Linked DNA regions of Homo sapiens: region 1 is linked to region 2. Evidence: chromatin loops called from intact Hi-C (ENCODE). Cell type or tissue: mammary epithelial cell. All regions are shown on one strand. Links, peaks and the distances in the headings refer to the core of each region. The heading gives the core; the rest is flanking DNA. Region 1 holds the start of LOC124904960 (a long non-coding RNA gene). Region 2 has its middle 72 kb from the start of LINC02871.

The links. Hi-C counts contacts between places; a loop is a spot of excess contacts. Peaks named below come from ENCODE experiments on the same cell type or tissue, not always from the same donor. Only the 100,000 strongest peaks of a DNase experiment are listed, where the experiment ranks them.
Region 1: a loop joins it to region 2, with 6 times the contacts of the local background. A loop is called at or near these places in 5 of 110 quality-filtered maps.

The regions. Positions count from the first base shown.
Region 1 is chr20:11,264,764-11,270,149 of GRCh38, forward strand. It overlaps LOC124904960 (a long non-coding RNA gene), which reads left to right and starts at 1,280. Exons shown (of 2, transcript XR_007067724.1): 1 at 1,280-1,369. It overlaps LOC339593 (a long non-coding RNA gene), which reads right to left. Exons shown (of 2, transcript NR_038972.1): 2 at 1,896-4,119. RefSeq lists an enhancer at 1,983-3,182. In mammary epithelial cell, for the core only: a CTCF peak has its summit at 2,813; a DNase peak (open chromatin) is centred at 2,758; H3K27ac peaks cover 1,801 bases.
Region 2 is chr20:11,095,726-11,101,111 of GRCh38, forward strand. No RefSeq gene overlaps it. Among named protein-coding and RNA genes, the nearest start is that of LINC02871, 72 kb to the left of the region's middle. In mammary epithelial cell, for the core only: a CTCF peak has its summit at 3,370 (motif pointing right); no DNase peak of the experiment used is centred there.

The DNA of each region.
Region 1 (5,386 bases), core at 57-5,056, 170 kb after region 2:
GAGTTAGGTTAGGTAAGAGTGCACCTTCAATAAAAAGAGTGCACCAGATAGAGGAAACAGCCAATGCAAAATTCTGCAGCAGGAATATGTCACCACGTTCAAAGAAAGGCAAGGTGTGATGAGGAAAATGAGAAGAAATGATATTGGAGTAGCCTTCAGGAATCAAGTCACCCTAAGGCCTTGTGGTTATAGGACTTACAGCTTTATTCTTGGAGCCAAGGTTGAACTGACATGATCAGTTCTGCATATGTGTGACATGATCTGGTATACACTTCAGGACTATTTTGACATTGGGGGGTAAGAGTATAAGCAAAGCAATAGGATGCATGGTATATGGAAGCCAGAAAGAAATCTGAGGCTATTCTCAATCTGGAAAGCAGCAATGAGCCACAAGAAAAAAGAGCTAAGTTGATTCAGCCCTATCTTGGAAAGATCAGACTCCAGATAGAAGTTTGCCTTCATCCTGGGGGCTGCTCTGTATGATGGTCAAGCTGGCATGTGTCTAGGGAGTGAACCAGACAGTAAGAAGAATGTACCTCTTGGAGTGAGGAACTCTCTGCTGTGTTGTGGATTCTGTCTCCACAAAAGCAGGATCCAAAAATATCTTGAGACATACTCTGGTTCAGGATGTAATGTCAGGATGCTCCACCAGGTTCCCAAAGTTACCTAAAACAGAGGGTCTTAATTGAGTTTGCTCCTTTCTTTGATTGGGGTTCCCAAAAGCCATCCCTGAGATAATATTAATATATTGGGGGAAGTAGAAGAAAATCAGAGATGGGAGAGGGAAAGGGAGAGAGAGAAAGGAAGGCAGCCCAGAAAGGATGTTTCACAAAATCAGCTACTGCTGTGAGCAAGTGGAACCTAGACTTGCTGGAGACTGCTGGAAAATGGGGTGAAGCACCTTTATCCTATCCAAGTGGCAAGGAAACCGGGTGTATATGCAAGACTCCTAGCAATCATTCATCTGGCCTGCCATGAGTGGCTAACCTAGACTTAGATACCAGAGACTGTCCTTAGGCAAAGAGTAAGTTGGGCTGCTCTGCCCTGAAGGAGTAAGGCAGGAACGAGTAAGGAGTAAGAGATGTAGAGATGGTACCCACAGTATCTGCTGCAACCACCCCTCAGGGAAATTGCTGTTCACTCAGGCTACCATACAAATAGCACCCCTTGGGGTTTTGCAACATGCATCTTGTTCATTCTCCCCCTTCTTGTCCCCCGCTCCAGTCCCATCTCTATGATATTTGTTGTGCAGGATGAATTCACGCTTCTCAACATCTAAGCCTTCGGCACACCCTTTGGTGGAATTCAAAGTTTCTGCGGAGCAGAGAGCAGTAATTAACAGTGAGACCTTATGATGAGCAAATCACAGGTCAGTAATAACTCAGTTCTTGGGGAATTCAGTCATGGGGAAGCAACAACTCATAGCTCAAAGTCAGATTCCCTTCTATTTGTAACAATTTCTGGGTGAAGAAGCTTAAGAAGCTAGTCGCATTTTTCCCGGATACTGGCAGCCATTGTTTCTCTCTTTTTCTTTCTCCATTAAATAGTACATCCGGGGCACCTGTGTCCCACATTATTTAACAAATGATGTTCTCATTTTGGCAGGCAACACAGAAAAATATGGTTCCTTTACAGGATTTTCCTTGTGAGCTACAATTTTGATCCAACACCACCATTGATCTGGAAGAAAATTATGTATAATAGAGTTTTAATTAGACTCTGAAATGAAGTGTGTGTGTGTGTGTGTGTGTGTGTTTGGGGTTCGAGTGTGGATGTATGTGTATCCATACGCTCGCATAAAAATGGTGACCCAGTTTTAACTCTACTGGTACAAGCGAAGCTGTTGTAAGACAGAAATGACTTCATCAGGAAATCCTCATTCAGACTTCCAAATATACAAATAGATGCCTTTTATTCCACTGTGAATCAAAATGATGCCATGTCCTGTAATTAAGGATGTTATTGACCAGGTTGAATGGGCGCCAACCATGCCTTGCCTTTGTTTCTATGACAGTCATTTCAAAGTTCAGCATCTTAAGTCTGATAGTCACCTTATTTGGCAAACATTCAGGAATTCTGCTTCCAGGTTTATTTCAGGGTGACAGAATTTTCATTTAATCTTTATCTCATGTTAGGAGACACGTTAATTGCTTGAGGCCAGACACACAAATATTTGTGTGCTTGAGGCAGGTTACTGTGCAGACAAAAATAGTCATAGATGAAAGAAATATATATCCTAACATAGTGACTTGAGCTAAACTATCATTGAGCCGAAGGTTTTTTTTTTAAGTTGTCAAATGTAAATATATGTGGGATTGAGTCAATAGATAACATTAGCTTATTATTTCTTTCCTGTGGAAGCCATATGCAACCATTAGTCTTTTTAAATATTAACTTCTCAAACTGACCAGGTAACTAGCTCCTGTGGGTTCTGTATAATGGTAGGATGAAATGGTCCGTTGAACCAGCATCTTGGGTGGGAGGGGAGCAGAAACACATTTAGAGCAATGATACAAACACCTCTGAAATCAGCAACTCAACTCTCAGATACACAGGGCCTGTGTGGAATCTCCTCCTTCGGGGGCACTCTGCCCAACTTCCCCAGCTGCAGGAAAGAAGACATCACCCTAAACACTGAGAGAATGCCTGAACTTGCCGTGTCTTCTCTCTCGCCTGCTCGTCCACCCCCATCAAATTCTATCTTTGTTTTAGGCCATGACTCACAACCCACCCCCACCCTTCAGTCAGCTGTGACTCATAGCAGAGGCCAGATAAACTGAAGGCTGAACAGCAGGGGTGGGAGAGAGCTGCAGTGGTTTTTTTTTCCCTCTTGCTTTTTTTACCCAGTGAGAAAAGCTAGGTCAAATGGTCAAGTTGTGGGAATCTTTGAGGGTTTATGTGTATGTGTGTGTGTGTGTGTGTGTGTTTAATTTGGGGGAATTCCTGCATTGACTGGGGGATTCAGCTAGGTGTACTCTTTGAAGGTAACAATAATATTGTGGTTCCAACTTTTACCATTGAGAATAATCTAACTTTGATTGCAAAGATGGCCTCCAATTTTTTTTGAAACATTTTTGGGATCCTTGCCTTTTGCAATGTGACTTTACTCCCATTAAGGCATCGGGTCTCTTTTCCCTCCTTTAGAGTCTGGGGTTGGACATGTGACTTCCTTTGGCCACCAGAATGTTGCCAAGAAGTAAGTGATGCACCAGTTTAGGGCCTAGGCCTTAAGAAGCTATGCGTTTTCCTGATCTCTCTTTTGTGCTTCTGTTTTGCTGTGATAGGCTAGCCTGCTAGAGGATGGCTGCATCGTGCAGCAGAGCCAGGTCACCAAGGCCAGGGCTGTCCTAGATCAGCCACACTGCAGCAGACAGACCAGTGGACTCTAGAAAATTGAGTGAGCCCAGCTAAAATCAGCCAACCCTGGTTCATTGATGAGGACCCAGCTGAGCTGCCCAGCTGACCAGTAGCTTTGTGAGGACCCAAGAGCGAGCTGTCCAGCTGACCTGTAGCTTTATGAGAAAAACAAAAATAGGAACAAAAACAATATTGTGATTTTAAGCTACTGTGTCCTCCCTTTGGCCCTTACTCTGTAGAGACTTCACATGATTTACTTCGCTATCTTTTTTTTTTTTTTTTACTTTCTTTTGAAAGAGTTCCCTTACCCTATGACTTCAACACTGACCTTTCTCTAAGGAGGATGCTCTCATACGTATCTTTATCTGTCCTCTCCCTTGCAAGCGTGTCCAGCCCGTGGCCCATAGGCCACAGGCAGCCCAGGATTGCTTTGAATGTGGCCTAACACAAATTTGTAAACTTTCTTAAAACATTATCAGATTTTTTGGTGATTTTTTTTAGCTCATCAGTTATTGTTAGTGTATTTCCTGCATGGCCCAAGATAATTCTTCTTCTTCCAATGTGGCCCAAGGAAGCCAAAAGATGGGATACCCTTGCATCTTGAGTTTTCATCTCATGTCCCCAGTTACCTCCTGGGCTCTTTCTGTCGGCTGTCTGGGTACTGCTCATGGAAGAAATGTCAGCAGGAAAAGGAGAGGTCTTGTCTTCAACCCACTGCTGATGCATTTCATAACTTTTGGCTTCTCAGGGTCTTTGATGTTCCTGTAAAAGACATGCCAGTTAACAACACTAAGTGATCACACAGATAAGGGACACTTGTAATCAGCCTCAAAATCACTGGGCCTAATTCCCGTATTGAAATGGAAACCTGTAGAAGCATACGTACCTGCTCCCTCACCTGTCTATGCTTAATTAAAATAGAGATTTTGAGGCTCTTTCTTGGAAATTCTATTTCAGGAGGTATGGGTTAGTTTTCCAGAAATTCACTTATCATTTGGACACTCCATCCAGACCTCCTTCAGGATGAAACTCATCCTGCCTTTCAGGAGGTGAAGAACCCTGAGGTGGTAGGTTCAGGCCTCAGAAGTCTTCACTGCACAGGAGAAAGGAGGGACTCCTCTCTTGGTGTAATCATGGCTTTAATCGATGAATGCTTCCTTGTAAAATACTCTGTTGCACCCTCCTACATTAACACTGGGCTTATCCATGTGGCTTGCTCTGGCCAATGGAACAACTTTATATTAATATTATGTAATATACGTGTGTGTCTATGTATGTGCATATATATATATCTTACACACACACACACTATGAGAAAAGTGTTAAGATTGTTTTGGACAAAGAAGATTATGGATGAGTACGGTTAAGTTCCTTTTGGTTTTATACTGCTATCCTAACCTGTCTATTCAACCAATCATCTATCTATCAATCCATACATTAAATATTTACTAAGTACCAACTACATGCCAGTCCCCATTATAGGCCCTCAAGTTACTAGTGTTCTAATAAATAATTTATTGAAGCCCTTCTCATCCTTTACTAATCCGTTTTAACTCTAATACAATATGCTGAGATTTTACTGGGACCTGAAGTGTTCAGATGTGCTACAATAAATCAGGTTTGATTTCACTTCATGTGGATACCTGGTTCTAGTTTTTACAGCAGATCTGGCCTCTTGTATTGGTGGGAGGATTTACTGCCTATATATTTTAATTTAAGGGAGGCTTAGTAGGCTTCCTTTTTCTCTTGACCTCACCCTCCCAGCCCTCTCTCAATTGTTAACTGATGGTTTGAAATGTACATGTGTTCATTCAAGTTCTAAGGTTTTGTTTTCTATTAGACACGCCATCCAACTTTTATTAATATTTTACTTTTTTACAACTCTACCATTTCCTACCCCCCACTCACCCCACATCTTACCTAGAATGGGTTCCTATCTATTCCTTACAGAAGCCACACACACATATATATAATGCTACACATATATATAATGCTGTGCCAAGGCCCAGTAGATACCAGTAAGTCAAAA
Region 2 (5,386 bases), core at 314-5,313:
AGGATGTTGCCATTGTTTAAAATAATCTTGGCTTCCTTTTATGAACTCATATTTTGTCTCAGGTGTGATTATTTATCTCAGCCTAAACGTGATTATTTGTCTCAGCCTAAACTTGATGCAAATCACCTTCTGGGAGGCAGATTTGACCTTTGAAAAATAGAAAGATGATTGAATGTGAAGTCTGGTCCCTAAGGTAGGTTAACAAATTGGGTAAGGCTAATTTTCTTTAAAAAAGAGGTAAGTGCCTGTCTGTTTCTTCCATGGCTCACAACTAGGATGCTTGACTAATTTAGATTGATTAGGTGTTCAATCAATAGTTTAGACAAAAAAGTCGGCTTTTACTCTGAGTGAACTGGGAATGAATGAATACATGAATTCAACAAATATTGATTGAGTGCCTAATATGTGATGGGCACACTTCTAGATGTTGAGCACAAAAATGTTCTGTACAAAAATCTTTGCATGTTCAATGTTTACATCCTAGAGGGAAAGAGGAAAACAGGTAAATAGGATAAATAAATACCATAAAGAGTAGATTAGGAGAAAATGTGGGAAGAGAGGATAGGTCACATTAGAGAAGTATTGCAATTTTAGGCACTGTGGTCAAGAAAGGTCACAGAGAGAAGAGTGAGCCAGGTATTTGAGTCAGGGCATGAGGAAGTGAGGGAGGAGCCATGCAGATTCTGGGGAACAAGCTTTTCATGTGAAAGCAGCTGGCACATGGAAGAACTCCTACAACCTGGGCAGAGTGAAAGAAGGTAAGAAGAGTAGGAGGCAGGGAGGGGGATCACGTAGGGCCTTATGGGTCAATGAAAGGACTTTGGTTTTTAATCTGAGTAAATTAGGAAGGCTTTAGCTTCTGGAAGAGTTTTAATAAACAAGTGTTGTGATCACATTGATGTTATGTTGTGTTATGTTATATGTAGTTTATTTATTTTTAAAGATGTAGGGGATACAAGTGCAGTGTTTTTTTACATGGATATATAACATCGTGGGGAAGTCTGGGTTTTTAGTGCACTCATCACTTAAATAGTGAACACTGTACCCTACAGGTAATTTTTCAACTCTTACCTCTCACATTTTTTAGTCTCCGGTATCTATTATTTGCTTTTCTAAGTCCACATATACCCATTGTTTAGCTTCCACTTATAAGTGAGAATATGAAGTATTTGACTTTCTGCTTCTGATTCATTTCGCTTAGGATAATAGGCTCCAGCTCCATCCATGTTGCTACAAAATACATGATTTCATTCATTTTTATAACTGAGTAATATTCCACATATATATATATCACCTTTTCTTTATCCACTTCTCTGTTGGTGGACACTTAGATTCCATGACTTTGCTATTTTGAATAGTGCTACAGTAAAGTCGATAAAAATATATACAGGGGAAAGGACACCCTCTTCAATAAATAGTGCTGGAAAAATTAGATTACCATATGCAGAGGAATGAAACTGGACCGATATCTCTTGCCATATACAAAAATTAACTCAAAATAGCTAAAATACTTCAACGTTAGATCTGAAAGAAACCCTAGAAGAAAACCTAGGAAAAACTCTTCTGCTCATTTACCTTTTAAAAGGATTGCTCTGGCTGCCATGTTGAGAATACACTAGAGGGAGGCAAGGGGAAAAGAAGTTAGGCCAGTTCCAAAGCTACTGCAATAATTCTGGTAGAGCCGATGGTGGATTCGACGTGTGGGAAGTATCAGTCAGGCCCCCAACAACAAACAGGTGGTATGCTTGAATTTTGACAATTCAAAATAGGAATTTTGTCTGTTTTACGAAGAAGTTAACTACAGAGTGTGGGTGGGGAATAGAGGAATCATAAGGGATAGTGTGGGGATAACACAAGCTGCTTATCTCTTACTATGCTTGGGCCAAAAGGGATAAGGGAGGAAAATAGTTCCAGAACCTGACAGCAGGAGAAAGTGTGTAGAGAAGATCCCCTTGAGAGGCGCAGGGACACAGCCATCCTGGGCTGATCTCACAGAGTGAGCCAGTATGGTAGACACCATGACATCACCTTCTTCCTTCCACCTCATCTTCTGTCAAGGTCAAGGCTTTCCACTGGCTAAACCCAACTAGGAGTCAGAGGGAAGGGAACCACTGATATTCTTACAAGGTCTGTGTGCTGGAACGGAAAGCAGGATGCAGCATAGTGAAAAGCACATCTGGTCTACTCCTCTTTTTCTCAGGTTTTTCTCTTCCCTTTCATCTGGGTGAAAAGGTTGTGCCTTCTACCCAGGGACTACATGAAACCCCATCAGATATCACATCACTGTAGATGTTATCTATCCAGTAATCCTCCTATCTACCATTTAAATGGATAACCATCACTCACATTTTCATATAAGGTGGTGGTGAACTCAAGGATAAAGAAAATAAATAAGACATAACTACTACAGTCTTTGCTTCTGTACTTGGTGATGAGCCAAAATTGGTAATCACTATTGCCTCCTGTAAGTCAGTACATATTTCCTTTACCATTACCAACCTTACCATATGCCAATGCCATATACATAATCCATGTTCTTTACCAGGTAGCGTGACTAAAGACATTGTTTGTAGAAGATATGAGTTCTTGGTGGTCTTGTCTTTTTTGGGTTGCCAGTTTTCCATTGGCCAAAAACTTTTGGCTAAAAGAGTACTAACAGGTACTCCACTGAATGCATATGCCCTTCAAACAGTCTTCTTACCCACACTGTATTAGACTCAATGGTACAAGGGACCACGTGGCCAGGGTGAAGTCTCAGTTTCCAAATCATTGAGTTATTGATCATTTTTTCCTGGTGGAATCATTCCTGCCTTGGATCTCAAGACCTCTAAGCACAGTGAACCTTAGGCTATAAGGATGAGAAAAAAAAATTTTTAAGTGAGTTATTGATATAATAGTGAGAGGGATCAGTCTACTACTTAGTTCCTGGATGTGTACATTCAGGCTAAGTTTTTTAAAAAAGCAAAATATGTTGGTCACATATTTAAAACAGGTATGGCATCTATAATATAACACCCAGTACTCTAATGTGTTGACTTACCGCTGGTTTTGTTATTGATCTTTCTCCTGGTCATCCCATACTTCTGTGACACCAACTATTTCTGACTGATGGGTCATGTGGTGATTCCATGAGTATGAACACACCGCCTCATTACCTTTGCTGTAAAATGAATCTCCTGGTTGGGGGCAATGTTGTACAGGATACTATGGCAATGAATAAGGAATTCTGTAATTCCACAAATGCTTGTGCTTGCAGAAGCACTGTGGGCAGGAAAGCAAAATCAGTATCCTGAATATATGTCTATGTGAGTATAGTATATTTAGAGGCTGTTATCTCTTTCCCTGATGTAGTCAACTGCCACCAGATGGCTGACCGGGGTTGGCAGGAAATTCTACAGTCTTGGATTATCAGCATTTGCCTCTGTTGTTGGCTGCATACAGCAATAGTAGTAGCCAGGTCAGCCTTGATGAGAGAAAAACTATGCTATTGATTCACAGCCTCCATATCCACTTTGTATATGGACCTACCAGCAATCTAAATGCAGCATTCCAAATAGAAAATAGTTATCAGCAAAGAAGAGCATATCCTACCAAATCCTAGACATCTGTAGATGATTTTCTACTTGGGGCATGCCAGGCAAGCTATTCAGCAATCCTGCCTACCACAGACAAATCAATCATTATTGATTCTTCTGCGTCATAGACCCACATGGTATAGCAGCTTATACCAAAGCCTCTACTACTATAGAATATCTTTTGTACTCTGAGTCCCATTCAAAATTTGCAGTCTTATGGGTTATCAAATAAATGGTACAGAGAAACACACCCAAATGTGTTATGTATTGTTTCCAAAACCCAAAGAGATCTCCCAAATTTGAGTCTCTTTGAGATGAGTGGTGTAAGTTGCAGAAATTAAACTCACTTTATTTTTTATTTTTTAATAGGAGAAAAAGCATGGAAATTTATTTAATATGTATGCACAGGAGTCTTCAGATTGAAGACTCAAACTTCCAGTGGGACTCTCACTTTAGAAGGAGTAGCCTGGCATAACCCACACTGCTGGGTCCCCATAAGCCCCAGTGTGGCTGGCTGTTGAACTTCTGCACAGTCTCTCTCTCACAATTTGGAATGCATATACCTTACTAAGTTATCTAAGGAACATAATATTTCATGCTTACCAAGTCCATTGTGATCCATGAATTAGACTAACATTATGTTCTATGGAATTTCAAGTTGATTATGTTCCCTATTACGATAGACATCGTTGACTTGTCTCTGAGAAAAAGACTTTCTTTCTTAATTGTAAAGGGAAGAAAATATTTATCAGGTCAATAGCTGCACACCAGGTGATAGAGTTTGTGTTGACTTTATGTAGTGGAGATTGACTATTCTTTAACTGTATTTATGGTTACCATGACCTTAGAATTAAGTTTTTGGTAATCTACTGTCATTCTGCATGAGTCAACTTTTGTTATTGTAGTTTTCACATGCCAAAAGGGGGTAAATTAAAAAGTATGTACCAGAAATGATTACTCTTGTATTTCTCAAGACTCTAATGGGGGCATACTTATTATTATTTTTTGAGACAGAGTTTCCCTCTGTCACCCAGGCTAGAGTGCAGTGGCATGATCTTGGCTCACTGCAACCTCCGTTTCCCAGGTTCAAGCAATTCTCATGTCTCAGCCTCCCAAGTAGCTGGGATTACAGGTGTGTGCCACCATGCCCAGCTATCTTTTTTTTTTTTTTTTTTTTTTTTTTTTTTGGATTTTTAGTAGAGACAACCACTATGTTGGCCAGGCTGGTTTCGAATTCCTGGCCATAAGTGATCTGCCTGCCTTGTCCTCCCAAAGTGCTGGGATTAGAGGTGTGAGCCACCATACCCAGCCTAATGGGGGCATACTTCTATAATTTGCTCAGAAATATGGTAAATATTTTGGCCTGTTATTTTGCCTTTATTGGAAAGAAAATCCAGTGGAATTTAGAATTTCAAGAGTCTTAGCCTTATCTATATCTACCCAAATATCCCTATATCCTATCTCAGGGTTTCACTTCTTTCCCAATATTGCTCTTACCTTAGCACAGGATGCCTGGTTGGGCTGAATGTTTGAAAAGCACTGCAACTCTACAAACTTTAAATCCTAAACCATATCTGTTTTCTGACTACAGGAGATAAGCGACTCAATTCCGCTGTAAAGATCTTCTGATTCTCCATGTTTCCTTAATTTTATGCACATAATTTAAAATTTTTATTTTCCTTGTGTTTATTTTCTAGGATTATAGTGACAAGAAAGGTGACTTCACAGTCCTTACAATCGCTAACGTTGCCATGATGATACAGTAGCACAGCCACTTGATGTCCCAGTGCCTTGCTTATACTTGCCCTATA